Regions from separate parts of the Homo sapiens genome. Here region 1 is linked to region 2. The links are chromatin contacts, found by Hi-C or POLR2A ChIA-PET in ENCODE. All regions are on one chromosome and are shown on one strand. Each heading gives the region's core, a stretch centred on a gene start or an enhancer-like site at or near the end of the contact. The rest is flanking DNA. Distances are from core to core; before and after follow the strand shown.

Evidence for each region. Hi-C counts contacts between places; a loop is a spot of excess contacts on that map. ChIA-PET counts read pairs that join two places held with the same protein, here RNA polymerase II (POLR2A). Pooled maps may share reads with other maps.
Region 1: a loop to region 2 is called in a map of chondrocyte, with 2.3 times the contacts of the local background. The contact joins two enhancer-like sites. A Hi-C loop is called at or near these places in 5 of 168 maps with a recorded cell type or tissue (IMR-90, ascending aorta, chondrocyte and 2 more) and 8 of 50 pooled maps. POLR2A ChIA-PET finds 5 or more read pairs at or near these places in 2 of 52 experiments (AG04450 and endothelial cell of umbilical vein).

Annotation. Positions count from the first base shown.
Region 1 is chr6:132,201,347-132,204,046 of GRCh38, forward strand. No RefSeq gene overlaps it. Among named protein-coding and RNA genes, the nearest start is that of LINC01013, 70 kb to the left of the region's middle. Within about 2 kb of position 1,350, at least 3 of the 41 ENCODE cell types and tissues checked have a DNase peak (open chromatin) inside an H3K27ac peak, as active enhancers do.
Region 2 is chr6:132,083,704-132,086,403 of GRCh38, forward strand. The region is part of intron 2 of CCN2-AS1 (CCN2 antisense RNA 1); the gene reads left to right. Among named protein-coding and RNA genes, the nearest start is that of MIR548AJ1, 30 kb to the right of the region's middle. RefSeq lists an enhancer at 1,620-1,799. Within about 2 kb of position 1,253, at least 7 of the 41 ENCODE cell types and tissues checked have a DNase peak (open chromatin) inside an H3K27ac peak, as active enhancers do.

The sequences.
Region 1 (2,700 bases), core at 100-2,599, 120 kb after region 2:
CATAAAAAATGAATTATTGTTTATATTTACCTGTTTGTTTCATACACACACACCCCTCTCCACAGTTTTATAATTAAGATTGACATTAGATTGGTAGGTCTGTTACATTTCTTTTCATTTAAAGCTTCCCTTTTCATAACTATGTTTGTGTGTGGAAGAAACACAACTCCTTAACCAGTAGAGTTTGCACTGTCTAAATTTTGCTGATTGCAACCTCATGATGTAATCTGACATATTTTTCTTTCCCTTAAATTTATCATAAATTATTAATAAGATCTAGAGTCTTGGTTGGATTCAAGTTTGATTTTTTCTTCTTTTTTGTCAAAATCTGTTCATGAGTAGTGTTTATATACATATGTTTAAATATATAAATACATACATTTATATATTGTTTAAATATATACATTTATATGTATATATGTGTATGTATATATGTAAATAATATTTTTAGACTTTTATAACAATCAAGTACCTTTAGAACGCAAAAATTAAAGGTAAAGATAAGGTTAAATGATACTTACACCATCATGATGTGTGGTCCTGCGTGGGCCACAGTTCCTTATCAATATTAAAAACTCCTTCAACTCTAAAAGTTCAGGACTGTGAGATCAGTGATCTCAGCCTGAGATGACCATATGCCAAAGCCATTTACTAACATACTTTCATTGCCCAAAGTCAGTTAGAATGAAAGCCTGACTTTGGTATACAATCAGGTCCATTCTCAGCAGGCTGGAAACATCTCAGATAATCGAAGCACCTGCATAGTTCCCTTTGTCTTTGCATATTCTAGAACATTATCTTGCTCTAGCTCTTGTCCCATTTCCTAAAATCTCACTTGCTCAATTCTCCAAATAAGTCTTGCTAAGAAAATTCCTTTTTAATAAGGTGAGGATGTCTAGCAAATAAAATAAATACAGATATTTGAAGTCAGACTGGTTATTTTAGTACATTAGAAAGAAAGTCAGCATCAGCTTCATTATTGCATTAATTTTAAACAATCTTAATCCAATTCTCATTTTATGAATAGGCCTTTGGTAAAATGCACCCATCTAAGCCATTTAATCATTTGGAACTTTAAAATATGTATTTATCCCTACTGGAAAATATTAGCTTTCCAAAATGCCTTAGTTTTAGAGTTTCTCATTTTCATGAAAATAGTAAAAATTAACAAATATCTATAGATATAAAATACAATCCAATCTCCCACAACTCCCAGATACTGCAGCCATCACTTTCTAAGGGCTGCGTAAGGAAGCAAATTCACTGAATTTACTTCAGACCTGTCTTTGCATCCAGTGTCTTCAGGGCAACATTACTTCATAGGTCAGGGGTCTGCTATCAGGGAATACACAGTGGACATCCCACAGGACAGAGTAGCCAGCAGGAATGCTCGCAGACATCTGTTCAATATGTGGGTAGCTTACAGCCTTGTTTATATTAAGAGCTCTTGCTGCTGGACAGCAGAAGTAACTCCTTTAGAATCCGTTCCCATAATAGTCCCTAAGGCAATGACGCACAGCTGTGGAAAGGAAATAGGCTCTTTAATTTGTTAACCATGCCCAGAAAAGAAGAAAACAAAATGCTCAAATGAGACTATAAAGAGGACTTTTAAGAGTCTTCCAGAAACAGCTAAAAAAGCAATACAAACATTTCCCCCCAATCACATAAGATGTATATATGTGGCTTGTTTGTTCCTTAACATATGTCTAATCTTACATTTGAATTCTGTGAAATTTTTCTCTTCTTCTGACTTTTCAGTTTAACCTTCTCTTAATGATCATACTGTCTAAAGATTCTGATCCCATAAAACCCCTGTATCCTTATTGCTGAAAAGCATACTGCTGAAAGATCCCATTTGGAAAAATTCATATGGTCAGGGAAAATGGGCCTGAACTAGCCAGGAGACTGATATTAAGAAAAGGACATCATTTCCTTAAATGAGGGTCCCAGAGTTTGAAGCAGCAAATTGGATCTTTTAATCCAACTCCACCCTATATAAAACACTTTCCCAAACCTGTTTTTAAAAAGATGGTTTCTGATTTCTTGTGTTTTTAATGCCCTTACTTTGGTTATCAAGAAATATTTCAGGCTGGGTGCGGTGCCTCATGCCAGCGCTTCTGGAGGGTGAGGTAGGCAGATCACCTGAGGTTAGGAGTTTGAGACCAGGCTGACCAATGTGGTGAAATCCCATCTCTACTAAAAATACAAAAATTAGCCGGCCATGGTGGTGCATGCCTATAATGCCAGCTACTCGGGAGGCTGAGGCAGGAGAATCACTTGAAGTTGGGAAGCAGAGGTTGCAGTGAGCCAAAATCACACCACTGCACTCCAGCCTGGGCGACAAGAGTGAAACTCGGTCTCAATTAAAAAAAAAGAAAGAAAGAAAGAAAAGGAATATTTCAAATATGTGACAATTAAGTATCTGGAACCAAGACCCAGCTACCCAGCTCTATCAAGTTCTACCAGTTTGCCATACTTGCTTCAACTTTTAGGGTTTTCTTTAAAGCAATACTTATTACAAATATGATTGGGGTTCCCTCTCTACCTCTCTCATGTCTTATGTTTTCCTTCCTCCCTCTCTAACTTCTGCAAGATAATCACCAACCTGAATTTGATTATTTATTTTTCTCATGCATGTTTACATTGTTATAACATTATTATAGCACAATGTCCAACACTGCTTGGCATGTTTTCATATTT
Region 2 (2,700 bases), core at 3-2,502:
ATGAGAAATATTTCTACACTCAGAAATCAAAACCTCATTATCCCCTCTACAAATATCTGATAACTTACGATAATTAAACCAGGAAATTTTATAATTGTAGCTGTCTTCATGTATTTGTTTCTTACATGCTGCATTGGTTGGTATCCATTCAACAAAAAAATCTGTTTAGGTAATAATACATACAGATCATTTCTCACATCTACATTTCCTTGTATAGGAGAAAAAGAACAAGTCTATCTTCTGAAACTATGTTCCTGTGATGATTTTTTTTTGAGACCGATTCTCACTCTGTTGCCTAGGCTGGAGTGCAGTGGCACAATCTCAGCTCACTGCAACCTCTGCCTCCCAGGTTCAAGCGATTCTCCTGCCTCAGACACCCGAGTAGCTGAGACTACAGGCATGAGCCAGCACGCCCGGCTAATTTTTGTATTTTTAGTAGAGACAGGGTTTCACCATGTTGGCTAGGCTGGTCTTGAACTCCTGACCTCAGGTGATCCACCCACCTTGGCCTCCCAAAGTTTCAGGATTACAGGCATGAGCCTCTCGGCGCAACCCTCTTCCTGAGATTTTTTATCAATGCTATGGATTCAAATTCATGCCTTTTATAATGTGCTTCCACTTGCTTCATGTTGTTGGCCCTTTCTAGGTGTCCTTCTGAACAGACCTTCACATGGATGATATTTGCTCCGGGAGAATGCAGCATGAACACACAGATTTGGTCACAGTAACGAATGCTCCTTTGAAGACCAGCTGAGGAGGCCGGGTGCGGTGGCTCACGCCTATAATCCCAACACTTTGGGTGGCTGAGAAGGGCAAATCACGAGGTCAGGAGTTCGAGACCAGCCTGGCCAACATAGTGAAACCCTGTCTCTACTAAAAATACAAAAATTAGCTGGGTGTGGTGGCAGGAACCTGTAATACCAGCTACTCAGGAGGCTGAGGCAGGAGAATCGCTTGAACCCGGGAGGCAGAGGTTGCAGTGAGCCGAGATCGTGCCACTGGACTCTAGCCTGGGTGACAGAGCAAGACTCCAACTTGAAAAAAAAAAAAGCTGAGGAAAGAAAGATATTATTTTAGCACGTTATTATTACTGATGTCACTTCCTCCTTCTTTGTTTCTTTTGCCTTTTTCTCATATGAAACATCATGTCATTCCTAAAGAGGAGAAACTCACAGGTCAAAAATGTAAGGCTTTCTCTGTGTCTGAGAGGAAAATGTTGTCATTTAAAATAAAATACCTCCTACCAAGCAGAACAGCCTTCCTGAGTATTTCATTCCTGGGACTGTTTGCATTCTTTCTCAGTGAGCTACAGTGATAGGCATCAGAACCTATTTATAACAGGAAAGAAGAGATATTAAACTATTCAGTGCTATGTTAAGAATAAAACCCTCAAGTAATTGGATGGAATTTCTATGTGCCTCTTCCCAGCAAGCATCCCTTACCCTTTTGGGGGAGACATGGCTATATGTCAGGCCTGTGAGAACCCAATGCAGGAACAGCATGTGATATGAAAATGGAAACTGTCAGATTGAAACCATACATGGCGAAGTCAAAAAGAGACTCTTTCTTGCACTGTTTCAGAGGTATGCTGGGGTTATTTCAGTGCTGTAAGAATAAATAGAACTTGAGGCACTTTGGAGGATAATGTAAAAGTATGTGAGAGGACTCTGCGAATTTTCCCAGGCAACATCTCCCAGCCAATTGTCTTCTAGCTTTCACTCTGACCTTAGAAAACATGATTGCTGTGCAATAGGGTCTGTGCCTTTTGTAAGCGCACCCAGACTGGCCTGCTTGTTTAAAGACATGAGGGAAGCTTCTGCCTAATACTGTGTTCCTTAGGATTGTGAGGACAGAAGTACCAAAACCAAACAAAAAGAAACCAACAAGACAACCATGAAACTCCAAACACAAGACAACATTGTAAGTTACTGGATAACTAACGATAAACTACACAAAATCATAGAATGCATGACCAGGGTAGGAAACTAAAAAATCCTCAGTCCAAGCTCCTCTTTAGCAAAGGAAGAGAACAAGACAGAAACTAAAATACCTTGCCCCATAACCTGGCCAATTATAACAGAATTGAAATCACTTCTTATAGCTTCCTGTCTCTGAGTGCAAGGATGCCTTTCATTGGGAAACGCAAATCAGTAACAGAATTACAAATGGAAAGCATGTCACGTGGTGGTGCTGCAATGTGTCCAATCCTTTGGCAGTCCCTAGACCTCCCAATTCTGCAGCCCCTGTAGCTATGCAGCAGCCACAGATAAGCCACGGTGTCTTGGTGGTGCAAGTACCCAGGCTTGGGACAGCCCCAGGAAGAATAAAGTAACCGGGCATTTTTAGGGATAAAAATAGCCATTCAAATTAAAGAGAGGGTGGTGCTGGTGCCGTGTAAAATAGACAAAGATACAAGTTTAGGTAGTAAAAAAAGATGATTGATGGGAGGTGACAGTCTTTCCCTTGTATTATTTATTTGTCTAGCATTGAGATGTCCTCTTTCAATTACACTGGCTTTTAATACTATGAGAATTGGCTGTTTAATAGCAAATTTTTTAAACTCTGGAATATGCCTTTCTAGCTGAAATTGTATATGAGAAATACACTTTTTTCTATAAAAGTATTTATTTAAGTTGATATTCTGGCTTTCCTGTAGAAACAAAGTCATGTCCACGTGGCCCTCAGTGTCCCAGAACTTCA